2 separate regions of the Homo sapiens genome follow, and region 1 is linked to region 2. Evidence: chromatin contacts called from ENCODE Hi-C or POLR2A ChIA-PET data. All regions are on one chromosome and are shown on one strand. The core of a region is the stretch at or near the end of the contact, and the rest is flanking DNA. Distances in the headings are between cores, read along the strand shown.

What was found. Hi-C counts contacts between places; a loop is a spot of excess contacts on that map. ChIA-PET counts read pairs that join two places held with the same protein, here RNA polymerase II (POLR2A). Pooled maps may share reads with other maps.
Region 1: a loop to region 2 is called in a pooled map, with 2.8 times the contacts of the local background. The contact joins the enhancer-like site here to the promoter of NPRL3 in region 2. A Hi-C loop is called at or near these places in 2 of 50 pooled maps. POLR2A ChIA-PET finds 5 or more read pairs at or near these places in 4 of 52 experiments (Panc1, activated T-cell, activated naive CD8-positive, alpha-beta T cell and 1 more).

What each region holds. Positions count from the first base shown.
Region 1 is chr16:35,761-41,867 of GRCh38, reverse strand. It overlaps the pseudogene IL9RP3. Among named protein-coding and RNA genes, the nearest start is that of POLR3K, 15 kb to the left of the region's middle. RefSeq lists enhancers at 2,134-2,680, 2,681-3,228. Within about 2 kb of position 2,832, at least 7 of the 41 ENCODE cell types and tissues checked have a DNase peak (open chromatin) inside an H3K27ac peak, as active enhancers do.
Region 2 is chr16:137,324-144,898 of GRCh38, reverse strand. NPRL3 (NPR3 like, GATOR1 complex subunit) reads left to right here and starts at 6,226. Exons shown (of 14, transcript NM_001077350.3): 1 at 6,226-6,257; 2 at 6,565-6,749. The coding sequence starts at 6,632. RefSeq lists cis regulatory regions at 1-42, 1,426-1,944, an enhancer at 6,297-6,346 and a silencer at 6,567-6,796.

The DNA of each region.
Region 1 (6,107 bases), core at 1,583-4,082, 100 kb after region 2:
CATCCAAATTGGCAGGCCACTCCTGCCGCCCCCAGCTGCTCTGGGTTGGATTAGTGGTTGGTCCCTGGGAGGTGATCAAGCTCGCATTCATCCCTGTGGGACAGGCTTTCCTGCCTTGGTCCTTGTCTGCTTACTTACCTTACTCCTTACCATGGTTCCCGAAGTGCTGGTATCATCCTACAGCCCCATCCCTGGTTCCGTTGCGCTGCCGGACAGGGCGCCGGGACGTGGGGAGTGCCGGCTTCTATCCGGGTGAAGCTCCCCCGTGGTGCACCTTGGATGCTGGGTCTCCCCTGGCCCTGGGGCTCTAGTGCCGCAGGCAAAGGAGAAAGTAAATCTGTCGTCTCCAATCCCGGATGAACCCCCAGAAATGTTTCGGGATTGATAAGGAATCAGAGAGACTGATGGGGTTGAGGAGGATATTTATTATTTAGGAGCACCAGCCCAGTCGGATTAACATCCAAAGGACTGAGCCCTGAGCAAAGAGTTACCTTTTAAGTATTTTGTGGGGTGGTGGGAGATCTGTGCAGGGAGAAGCATATTACAGAAGTGAGAAACGAAGGTAGTTATTTAATTAATTGAGACATGCATTACATCATTTCTCACTTTTCAAAGAAAAACATGTTTTGCGACTTGAGTTTATCTGTCTAGTGACCTTGCAGCTGCACGGCTAGAGAAGCAGGGTCTTCACGATGCCTGGGAAAGGAGGAGAGATAAGGCTCACTAGCCACGGAAAAACAGGCAGTCAATTTTTAAAGGACTCCAGCTCTTTCTCTTTCTCAGGGGAACTGGGTTTTCTTACATACAACTGAGTTTCTGCTTACACATTCTTTAATTTCTTTTAATTCCTGTTCCAACGCAATCCCAGCTCACTGCAGCCTGGACCTCCTGGGCTCAAGCGATCCTCCCACCTCAGCCTCCCGAGTGGCTGGAACTACAGGTGCGCACCATGCCCAGCTTGTTGTTATTATTATTATTATTATTATTTATTATTATTATTATTTTTGAGATGGAGTTTTGCTCTTGTTGCCCAGGGTGGAGTGCAATGTCATGATCTCGGCTCACTGCAACCTCTGCCTCCCGGGTTCAAGCTATTCTCCTGCCTCAGCCTCCTGAGTAGCTGGGATTCCAGGCATGTGCTACCATGCCTGGCTTATTTTGTATGTTTAGTAGAGACGGGGTTTCTCCATACTGGTCAAGCGGGGCTTGAACTCCTGACTTCAAGTGATCCGCCCACCTCAGCCTCCCAAAGTGCTAGGGTTAAAGGCATGAGCCACTGCGTCTGGCCTAATTTTTATATATATTTTTTTGTAGAGACAGGGCTTTGCCATGTTGCCCAGGCTGGTAACTTCCATATGTTTTTTATAGGCAATTTTTTTTATTTTATACTTTTTATTTAATTTTTTTGAATTTAACCTCAGAATGTGATTATAGACAAAATTCAAAACATAATAATTGAGTTTAATTTTTGTAATGTGGGTCTATTACTGAGAAGAGTGGATGCCATTTTGCTTCATTGGGGTTCAAAGTTAGTGTTCCCTGTCATTGAAATCAATTGCAAATGTGCATCTGTGAATGCTGGTTACATCCAGGAGAGCAAATGAAGTATACCATTGACACCACTGATAGAGTCAATAGATTCACCACTGATAATGGATTCAGATATTTCCCACAGAGTTCTTGCTGTTGAATAATGCAGTGAAGTCAGGCACAGTGGCTCACGCCTGTAATCCTAGCACTTTGAGGCTGAGGTTGGCGGATCACCTCAGGTCAGGGGTTCGAGACCAGCCTGGCGAACACGGCGAAACCTCATCTTTACTAAAAATACAAAAATTAATCTGGGTGCAGTGGCTCATGCTGGGCATGGTGGCACAGCTTGTAATCCCAGCTATTCTGGAGGCTGAGGTAGGAGAATCACTGGAACCTGGAAGGCAGAGGTTGCAGTGAGCTGAGATCGTGTCATTGCACTCCAGCCTGGGTGACAGAGTGAGACTCCGTCTCAATAATAATAATGATAATAATAATAATAATAATAATGATGATGGAGTGAAAACCATACACTTTAAGCACTTTATGTTTTCATAAGCTTCGTACATTTGTCCACCTAAGCTTTTTCCTGCCCCACACATGCTTTTACCGCCGCCAGTTTTAACACATATTTACACTTCCTTTTTTGCTGCATTAGTGTCTCATCTTTGGGAATATTCTTGCTGCAGTTGTTTTTTTTTTTTTTTGAGACAGGGTTTCACTGTCACCTAGGTTGGAGTAAAGTGGCGCAATAACGACTCACCACAACCTGAAATTGCCGGGCTCAGGAGATCCTCCCACCTCAGCCTCCCAAGGAGCTGGGACTATAGGCGTGGGCCACCCTGCCCAGCTAAGGGAGGGTGAATGGCTGAGCTTGCCTGAAGACCCTCCCGTGGGTGTGGCAGAGCCTGTGGTCTGAGGGAGGGGTCTAGCTGCAGGGCAGCGCACAGCTTCACAGTGGCCCAGGGAACCAGGGCAGGCAGGCCGTGAGGCCCAGTGGTCATCTGGGCCAGGCCTTGATGCTGAGGCCATGGAACAGGTGAGGCTCTAAGAAGGGCCCAGAGTGACCATGGGCTGGAGGCTATGTCCACAGACCCAGTGCAGGAGAGGGTGTCCTGGGCAGTGATGTCAGCCAGGCTCCCTAGCAGGACTGGGGGTGTCGGGGCAGCTCTTTCCCAGGTGGCAGACACTGGCTTCCCCTCTTGCTCTCACAACTGTCCTGTGACCTGGTGTCTGAGCTGTGGTGAGGCCTCCCTGGTGACACAGAGGAGCACGGAGCATGTGGGTGGGGGTGTGTGCACCTGCCCTGACTTCCTGGTCCTGTGGTCAAGGATGGGGGAAGGTAGATCTGCCTGTAGCTCCACCCTATTTGTAAAGCACTGTGGTGCCTTCTGCTGGGGCATGTGCTGAGTGGTGCCTCGCAGGCACTGCCCTCGGGAAGTTCACAGGCTTGTGTAGAAGCTGATGGGAATGTGCCAAGAACAGAGGTGTCAGGAGCCAGGTATTGGGCAGGTCCTAGGTCTCTGAGCCTCAGTCTCCTTATCTGTAGGAGGGTGGTAACCCTGCCCTGCTCAGCTTACCAGGTGCAGCTGTGAGTTTTCAGTGCAGAGGAAAAGCAGAGACCTTCCCCTCAGATGGCCATACCCCCTTGTCGCTATACCCAACACTCTAATGCTCCCCTAGGGAGTGTCCTGGGCTCCTCCTTTGTAGCTCTCAGGTGTCACATGTGGGTCTTGCCCTACCATCCCCTCTCCCTTTCTAGAAATGAGGACTGCTGAGCTTGGAGCCGCCCCACTCCCTGCTCTCAAGCCGTCTGCTCCTGGGTTAGCCTGTGGCTGGCCTGGCCTGATTCTACACCGACGTGGGTGTTTCTCCACTGCTGGGGCAGCGGTCGGCCATCCTGGGGCCTGGGTCAGCTCTCAGCTGTGGCTGTTGTGCCTGTGCTTCCCCAGGTCCTGGTGGTCACTCCAACCCCGCCCTCAGATATCCCAAGAGCAGGCTGACTGTCTTCCCCATTCCCACCTTTCCAGTAGCTGCTGCAAGAAGGGACAGACGTTGCTGCAGAGAACTTGCCACGGTGTTTCATGTTGTGGCCGGTGGTGCCAGACTGCACGCTCCATTCTAGGGAAGGGTGAGTCTTCCCGATCATCAGTCTTAACAGGGGACTGTCCTGTGGGTACCTGGGTAGGCTGCAGGAGTGGGGTTAGAGTAGTGCCTACTGCCTGTTGAGAGTGTGTGAGTTCCTTAAGAGCATGCATGCTGGGCCAGGCATGGTGGCTCATGCCTGTAATCCCAGCACTGTGGGAGACTGAGGCGGGCGGATCATGAGGTCAGGAGTTCAAGACCAGCCTGACCAACATGGTGAAACCCTGTCTCTACTAAAAATACAAAAATTAGCTGGGAGTGGTGGTGCGCACCTGTAATCCCAGCTACTCAGGAGGCTGAGGCAGGAGAATCACTGGAACCCAGGAGGCAGAGTTTGCAGTGAGCCGAGATCGTGCCACTGCACTCTAGCCTCTGTCTCAAAAAAAAAGAAAAAACAAGGCGTGCATGCTGTAGTCTGTGTGTATGTCTGTTTTTGTTCTCCTCCTTAACACTAGTCAGTCTTGTGTAACCAGGCTGGCCCTGCTTCCTGCTTAGAAGCTATTGGTGTATCATCTGGAGCTGCAAATAGGGTGATAGGGCGTCAGTAGCCTTCCCACACTCAAGAGCTTCCTGACACCCAGCCCCTCATCTCCAGCCAGCCTCTGGCTACCCCAGGAATCTTGGGGCTCAGGCCTAACACTCCAGCATAGAGGGCTTTGCCCTTCTGGTGTACTCTCGCTTGGAGGCATCTTGGAACAGGGGTACAACAGAGCTCTGGAAGTGCTGTCTGTTGCATCGATACCCCACTGCCACTTTCGTCCACCTTCCTGGGGCAGAATCCTGGGATGGGTCTTTATTTAAGACAAAAGGGAGAGAGAAGGCATAGAGGCTAGGCATGGTGGCTCACTCCTGTAATCCCAGGACTTTGGGAGGCCGAGGCTGGTGGATCACTTGAGGTCACGGGTTTGAGACCAGCCTGGCCAACACGGTGAAACCGTCTCTACTAAAAATACAAAAAAAATTAACTGGGTGGCAGTGTGCACCTGTAATCCCAACTACTTGAGAGGCTGAGGCAGAAGAATCACCTGAACCCAGGAGTCGGAGGTTGCAGTGAGCCGAGATCACGCCACTGCACTCCAGCCTCCAGCCTGGGCAACAGAGGGAGCTCCGTCTCAAAAAAAAAAAAAAAAAAGAGAGAGACAGAGAAGAAAAAAAGAAAGAGAGAGAGAAGAAAAAAAGAATGCATAGAGGCCATCTGTGTGACCCTGGGCAAGTCATTTTCCCTGCTTCACTCCTTGGGACTCAGCCTGTGAACGGGGACAGTGCTTCTTCCTTACAGCGCTGTTGTGAGAATTTTCATTGAAAATGCACCTGTGGTGGTTGTAAGGAGTGACTGGTTCCCCCAATCCTGACCCCTCCTGCAGAATGGGGCCTGGGCCCAGGGACAGGGCATGGGCTGGCAGAGGGTGCCCGTCCTAGAGAGGAGCCTTCTTGGTGGACGTGGAGACCTGGCTAAGTCAGAGTCCGGATCAAAGTTTGAGGGTGCATCTGACACCCTGCAGCCACGAGTCTGCAGCTGGGTCAATCGGCCTTTCTGAGCTTCAGTTCCTTATCAGTAAACCCTGGGCAGTGGTGCCCAGCGTCTTTCACAGGACACTGTGTGAGTGCAGATGGAGACCCGCTGAGCACTCCGCTGGGGAGCAATTCATGGGGAGCACCCCTCCAGAGAGGGATGGCTCGCACAGGCCCTCAGCCCAGCCCCTTGCAGGCTGGACCTTGGAGAGTGAGGCCCTGAGGCAAGACATGGGCACCTGGCTCCTGGCCTGCACCTGCGTCTGCACCTGTGTCTGCTCGGGAGTCTCTGTCTCGGGGGATGGACGAGGTGAGGGCTGGGCACTAGTGTCTGTATGAGGTGTGTGGAGAACTAGGGCATGTTTGGGGGACTGGTTTGTCCGATGTTGAGACCCTAGGGAAAGGTTTGGCCCAAACTGTGCTGGGGCATGTCCTCTAGGGTTCAGCCTGGACCTCAGTCTCTATTCTTGCTTCCTTTACCTCCCTATCTTCAGTCCCTGGACAGACCTTAGTCTCCCTTCCTTCACCCTCTTGACGCCTCTCTGGGTCTGACTTGCCTGTGTACCACGGGTCAGAGCCCATCACTTCCCAGGCCTCTCAGTGCTTTCTTGGACAGATTCTGGGATCATTCACTGGTGACTGCCCTGCTAGGGTGTCAGCTGTCAGATCCCCCCGCAACCCCCCAACTCAGCTCTGCCCTCGAGCACTCACTGTGGGCTCCCGACCGTCACTGTCTCCAGGGCCAAGGGCTGGAACCTCCACCTGCCTCACCAACAACATTCTCAGGATCGATTGCCACTGGTCTGCCCCAGAGCTGGGACAGGGCTCCAGCCCCGGGCTCCTCTTCACCAGGTGACCTTGGAGGGCCATGCCCACCTGGACAGGGATGAGGGTGAGGTCCCCAGGATGGCAGCAGATATGCC
Region 2 (7,575 bases), core at 4,977-7,476:
AAAATGGTTATCTTTACGTGATGCAAATTTTATCTCAAAGTGAAGAGAGTCTCCTAGACCACATTTTTTTTTTTTTTTTGAGACAGGGTCTCAGTGTCTCGCCCAGATTGGAGTGCAGTGGCGCCATCTTGGCTCACCGCAACCCTCTACCTCCCAGGCTCAAGCGATTCTCCTACCTCAGCCTCCCAAGTAGCTGGGATTACAGGTACATGCCACTACCACCCGGCTAACTTTTTTTTTTTTTTTTTTTTTGAGACGGAGTCTCTCTCTGTCTCCCAGGCTGGAGTGCAATGGCGCGATCTCAGCTCACTGTACCTCCGCCTCCTGGGTTCAAGCGATTCTCCTGCCTCAGCCTCCCGAGCAGCTGGGATTACAGGCACGTAGCACTACACCCGGCTAATTTTTTGAATCTTTAGTAGAGACGGGGTTTTACCACGTTGGTCAGGTGGTCAGGCTGGTCTCGAACTCCTGACCCTGTGATCCGCCCGCCTCAGCCTTCCAAAGTGCTGAGATTACAGGCATGAGCCACAGTGCCCGGCCACTAGACCACATTTCTAAAAGCTTTACAGTGTGGTCTTTTGCGTTTGGTGACAGTCAACCTTGGGTTGACTGTGTTGAGGGGAGTCCATGTCTGTTTGGCTGGCATCTGTTGAGCACTTTCTAAGTTCTGCACATGGCAGCAACACTCTTCATTCTGGGTGCTTTATCCTCACAACCACCCTGTGAGGGAGGGTTTATTTTATTGTCATTAGTTGGGTTTTTTGTTTGTTTGTTTTGTTATGTTTTGTTTTGTTACAGGGTCTTCTTACTCTGTCCTCCAGGCTAGAGTGCAGTGTGACAATCTTGGCTCACTGCAGGCTCAACTTCCCAAGCTCAGGTGATCCTCCCACCTCAGCCTCCTGAGTAGCTGGGACTATAGGCATGTGCCACTATGCCTGGGTAATATTTGTGTTTTTAGTAGAGATGGCGTTTTGCCATGTTGCCCAGGCTGGCCTCAAACTCCTGAGCTCCAGTGATCCACCCACCTCGGCCTCCTAAAGTGCTTGGGATTACAGGCGTGAGCCACTGCACATGGGCATCATTACATTGGAAAGATAAGGAAACGGAGGCTCCAGGAGGTTATGAAACATGTCTGAGGCTTCCATGGAGCAGGAAACAAGCCCTGATGGTTTGTGTGGGCTGGGAGTCCGGCTGGGGCTGGGGCTTGTCCCTTCCTGTCCCTGGGCCTTGGTTTGAGCCCCAGCCTGTGCAGTGAGTGTGGAATGCTGGTGTCCACTGGTGGTTTCTGGCCTGAATTCCAAGCTCCAGGCACGTTCTGTGCCTGAGCAGCTGAGGCTGAGCTCAAAGGGTGTCTGGCCACTTACAAGCCACTGGACACTCAGCAGAATGCCGGATTGGGCATCTGCAAACTCTCCCATGAGAGTGGACCCTCGGTGACCCTGAACAGGCTAATTTGCCTTGTGAGTCCTAGTTTCACTGTTTTCACCTCTAGGATGGGGATTAGACTAGCCCCCACCTCAGTGTTGGGAGGGCGCTCAGGAACTTGCAGCATGAATTTTAAATTATTTCTATTACTACTGTGTGTGAGTGGTTCTCCCTGGTGGGGCAGCAACACTCAGCTGAGAAGGTGGAGGTGTCCAGGCAAGTCCCAGATAGCGTCTGTGAACCCCACCCGGCCCTCCTGCAGATGGCGGTGGCCCTTTGAGGCCCAGACCAAGTGGCAGGACCGATAAGGCCTCCTATCCTGCCAAGGGCAGGCCCAGGCTGGGAGGAAGGGTCAGGGGTTTCAGTTTCCAAAAATCTACTTACCGTCAAAAAAGCAGGTCATGAAACAGCTATTTAAAGGTAAAATGAGGAGACTTGGAGGTGTGGGGTCTTAGCAGAGAAGAGCCTGAGGATGTCCCCTGTAGCAAATGGAGGTTGGCCCTGGTGCTTCATTGTCCAGGAGACCCTGGGAGAACTTAGAGCTGGGACTCACTCAGGGACCATCTGCTCTGAACCCTGTTACTGGTGGGGAAACTGAGGTCCAAAGCAAGGCCCACTGACCCTCAGGCCAGCGTGTGACAATGATGTCTCATTTCTGTCACAGCCAATGAGGTGCAAACATGGACATGAGGGTGGCGCTGGGATCCAGAGTGCTGCTTCGAGGGCAGGGACGCACCCAGGACCTCTGTGGGCTGGGGTCATGGTGAGCTCCCTGCACTTTCACCAGTTCGAGCTCTCATTATGACTGACGATAGTCAGAAGAATGAACAATGAGTGCCAGGGTTACTGGCAGGAGGCCAACCCTGAGAGGGTAACCGGGGGAACAGTGGGATCCTTTGAGCCCAGAGATGTCCAGTCTGGAGCCCCAAGGTTCTGCCCATTGGGGCAGCAGCACGATTAGGTCAGAAGAGCGAGACCTGAGTCACAGTCCTGCTCCATTCGCATGGTCGCTGTGAGGGTCCCTGTGAGGAGGCCTCCATTACCACCACCGGCCACTGCCCTGGGTTCCCCCACCCCCATCTGTCCCATCTCACCCCTCCAGCCTCAAGCCCTGCTCCTGCAGTCTCATTTCCATCCCAGAGGCACTCCTGGGAAGTGCGGGAGAACTCACAAACCTTTTGATTATACATAAAATCAAAACATGGACAACGGGGATAAAGCCTTGCAAAATGTGTAGCAGAGGTTATGTATTCCTCAGAAAGAACACAGCCAGACCATCCAAGAACAGACCACCTGTAAAGAAAACAAGAAAAGCAATTCTCTGCAAATAATTAAGTGATGCAGCTCTCCCTCTCAATCAAAGAAATGCAACATAGAACAAGACACCATTTTCCTTTCTGGGAATTTCAGGAAAAAAAAAAATGTTATGCAGGCCGGGCACGGTGGCTCACGCCTGTAATCCCAGCACTTTGAGAGGCCGAGGCGGGTGGATCAAGAGGTCAGGAGATCGAGACCATCCTGGCTAACGCGGTGAAACCCCGTCTCTACTAAAAATACAAAAAAATTAGCCGGACGTGGTGGCGGGCGCCTGTAGTCTCAGCTACTGGGGAGGCTGAGGCAGGAGAATGGTGTGAACCTGGGAGGTGGAGCTTGCAGTGAGCTGAGATCGTGCCACTGCACTCCAGCCTGGGCGACAGAGCAAGACTCCATCTCAAAAAAAAAAAAAAAATTAGCCTGGTGTGGTGGCGGGCACCTGTAGTCCCAGCTACTTGGGAGGCTGAGGCAGGAGAATGATGTGAACCTGGTAGGTGGAGCTTGCAGTGAACTGAGATTGTGCCACTGCCCTCCAGCCTGGGTGATAGAGCGAGACTCTGTCTCAAAAAAAAAAAAAAAATGTTATGCAGCCCTGTGCAAGAAAACGCACCTGTTGGTACTGTTGAGCCATTTCAAATGCACGTACCCTTCACCCTGGTGAGGCCAATCCACAAATTTGTTCTGCAAAATACACATTAGTGTCAGTGTTGGTGCAAGAGGGTTACTTGCAACAGTGAAAATGCTCATCCCTCAGTCAAGTGGTTAGGTTCTGATGCATTTGATGTGCTTGGGAAAGTTCTGGAAGCAGCCAAAGAAGCTCATTACCTTTAGTTACCTCCTGGGGAAGCCTGGGATAGGGTAGGTGGGGTGATTTTTTAAAAAACAACTTCATTGAGATATAATTTACCATACCATACCAATTTGCATACCATAAAGCTTATCCACTTCAAGTGTACACTTCCATATCTTTTTTTTGTTTTTGAGATGGAGTCTCGCTCTGTCGCCCAGGCTGGAGTGCAATGGTGCGATCTTGGCTCACTGCAAGCTCCGCCTCCCGGGTTCACACCATTCTCCTGCCTCAGCCTCCTGAGTATCTGGGACTACAGGCGCCCGCACCATGTCCAGCTAATTTTTTGTATTTTTAGTAGACACGGGGTTTCACTGTCTTAGCCAGGATGGTCTCGATCTCCTGACCTCGCGATCCGCCTGCCTTGGCCTCCCAAAGCGCTGGGATTACAGGCATGAGCCACTGCGCCCGGCACTTCCATGTCTTTTAGTGTATTCGCGTTCTCAGAGCTGTCCAACCATTACCACAGTCAACGTTAGAACATTTTCATCACTCCCCTTCAAAAAACCCATGAATCGCTCCATATTTCCCCTGACCCCCTGGAAGCCCTAGGCAGCCACTAATCATTCTGTCTCTATGGATTTGCCTATTCTGGGCATCTTATATAAATGGAATCATATATTAGTGTGTCTTCAAGATGGATTCATGTGCCGTACTTCATTCCTTTTTATGGCTGAATAGTATTCCCTTAAACAAACTATACCATATTCACCCATTCATCAATTGATATACCCTAGGATTGCTTCCACTTTGGGCTATTATGAATAATATTACTAAGAACACACATGTTTTTGTGTGGACATATGCTTTCATTTCTCTTGGCTATATATCTAAAAGGGGGATTTGCCGAGTGTTGTGTTAACTCTAACCTTTCAGGAACTGCCAGCCTGTTTTCCATAGCGAGTGTAGCCTCTTACATTCCCACCAGCAGGAGAGAGATTCCCGTTTCTCCACACCCCTGCTGACGCTTGTCTTTTTGATTACAGCCATCGTAGGAGGTGTGATGTGGCATCTATTTGTAGTTTTGATTTGCATCTCCCTAATGCCTAATAATGTTGAGCATTTTTAATTTCTGTTTTGCCCAGGCTGGTCTGGAGTTCCTGGCCTCTCAGCGCTGGGGTCACAGGCGTAAGCCTCTACCAGTTGAGCTGAGCATCTTCTGGTGCTTATTGGCCATTTGCATAATGCACTGGAAAAATATTCATATCCTTTGTGCATTTTTCAATTGTCTTTTTATTGTTGAGTTGTAAGTTTCCTCCATTCTAGATACAATTCCCTTATCAGATATGTAACTTACAAATATTTTCTCCCGTTCTGTGGGTGGACTTTTAATTTTCTTGATGGTGTCCTTTAAAGCACCGAAGTTTTTGTTTTGTTTTGAGATGGAGTCTCGCTCTGTCGCCAGGCCAGAGTTCAGTGGCACGATCTCGGCTCACTGCAACCTCCGCCTCCCGGCTTCAAGCGATTCTCCTGCCTCAGCCTCCCGAGTAGCTGGGATTAGAAGCAGGCGCCGCCAAACCCAGCTAATTTTTGTATTTTTAGTAGAGAGACGGGGTTTTACCATGTTGGCCAGGATGGTCTAGATCTCCTGATCTCATGATCTGCCCACCTCGGCCTCCCAAAGTGCTGGGATTTCAGGCGTGAGCCACCGCGCCCGGCCGCAGTAAAGTTTTTAATCTGATGAAGTTTAATTTATTCTTCTGTAGTCGCTCCTGCCTTTAGTGTCACTGCCTCGCCCAAGGTCTCAAAGATCTCCTGTCGGCTTCCAAGTGTTTTTTTTTTTTTTTTTTTTTTTTGAGACGGAGTCTCGCTCTGTCGCCTAGGCTGTAGTGCAGTGGCGCAATCTCGGCTCACCGCAAGCTCCGCCTCCCGGGTTCAAGCGATTTTCCTGTCTCAGCCTCCCGAGTAGCTGGGATTACAGGCGCCCGCCACCACGCCCGGCTAATTTTTTTTTTTTTTTTTGTAGAGACGGGGTTTCACCATGTTGGCCAGGATGGTCTCGAACTCCTGACCTCGTGATTCACCCGCCTCGGCCTCCCAAAGTGCTGGGATTACAGGCGTGAGCCACCGCGCCCGGCCTTTTTTTTTTCTTTTTTCTTTCTTTCTTTCTTTTTTTTTTTTTTGATACGGGGTCTCGTCGCTCTGTCGCCCAGGGTGGAGTGCAATGGCGTGATCTTGGCTCAATGCAACCTCCGCCTCCCGGGTTCAAGCGATTCTCCTCTAGGATTACGGGCGCCTGCCACCACGCCCGGATAATTTCTTCTAATTTTTAGTAGAGATGGGGTTTCACTATGTTAGCTAGGATGGTCTCGATCTCCTGACCTCGTGATCCGCCCGCCTCGGCCTCCCAAAATGCTGGGATTACAGGCGTGAGCCACCGCGCCCCGCCCAAGTGTTATTTGTAAAACGAAGAAACCAACATCGAGAGGGACGCTGACTCGACCCCGCGCCTTTCCCATCCGCACCAGCAAGAGGGGCCCCTGTGCCCCAAACGCGAACCGTACGGCTCCAGACAGCACCGCGGAACTCGGTGGCTTCCAGAAGGCCCCGCGCCTGCGCATTCCGCTGCCTGCGCCTGCGCCTGCGCCTGCGCCGTTCTCCCGGCCGCCGCCTTAGCACCTCCTCCGGACGGTGTCGCCGAAGTCTCGCGAGCCCGGAGCGTGGCACGTGGGTTGGTAACTGTGGCGCTGCTCCGCGTCCACCACCACCCCTGTCCTCCTCAGGCCCCCTCCGCCTCCACCCCTGCCCTCCTCAGGCCCCCTCCGCCTCCACCCCTGCCCTACTCAGGCCCCCTCCGCCTCCACCCCTGCCCTCCTCAGGCCCCCTCCGCCTCCACCCCTGCCCTCCTCAGGCCCCCTCCGCCTCCACCCCTGCCCTCCTCAGGCCCCCTCCGCCTCCACCCCTGCCCTCCTCAGGCCCCCTGCGTCCCCGCCTCGTCCTCCTCAGGCCCCCTCCGCCTCCGGCTCCGTCCTCCTCAGGCCCCCTCCGCCTCCGGCTCCGTCCTCCTCTGGCCCCCTCCGCCCCCGGCCCCGGCCCCACGGCGGGATGCGGGACAACACCAGCCCCATCAGCGTGATTCTGGTGAGCTCGGGGAGCAGGGGCAATAAGCTGCTGTTCAGGTACCCCTTCCAGAGAAGCCAGGAGCACCCGGCGTCCCAGACAAGTAAGTGAGCGCTGGGCGGGGGCCTGGCGCTCGCGGGGGCCGCCTCATTCCGGGGTCGCCTCATTCCAGGGCCGCCTCGCGGAGCTTAGCTTTTGCTGGGCATTCGAGATCTGCTCGTTGTAGAGTATTTGAAAAGTAGAAAAAGGAAAAAAAAAATTAAAATCATGCATTGTTCACCACACCAAAGCAACTACTGCTGACATTTCATCAGTCTCCAGCCTTTAAAAAATAAAGTAAAATAAAATAAAATGAGTTTGGGATGTATTCATCATGAGAAAATACAAAATTACACGAACAAGGCCGGTGGCGGTAATCCCAGCACTTTGGGAGGCCGAGGCGGGTGGATCACCTGAGGTCAGGAGTTCGAGACCAGCCTGGCCAACATGGTTGAAACTCTGTCTCTACTGAAAAAATAAAAATAAAAAAAAACAAATTAGCCGAGCGTGGTGGTGCGTGCCCATAATCCTAGCTACTTGGGAGGCTGAGGCAGGAGAATTGCTTGAACCCGGGAGGCGGAGGTTTCAGTGAACCGAGATCGCGCCACTGGATTCCAGCCTGGGCAACAGAGCAAGACTCCGTCTCAAAAAAAAAAAAAAAAGTTACGTGAACATCTGAAGTTGTCTTTGCCACCCCCAGTTCTAGCAAGCACAGGGATCACCCCTGGCCGTGTTGGGAGTTGTCTGCCCTGTGCATAGATGCAGATCTATCCACAGGAAAAGGGAACGTCGCGTGAGGTTTTTCATCGCACGAATTGTTCTGTGGCGCCCTTTTCCCATAGTCGGCCTTGGAGCTCCGTCTGCCTTTGCAAGCAGGGATCAACCTCACC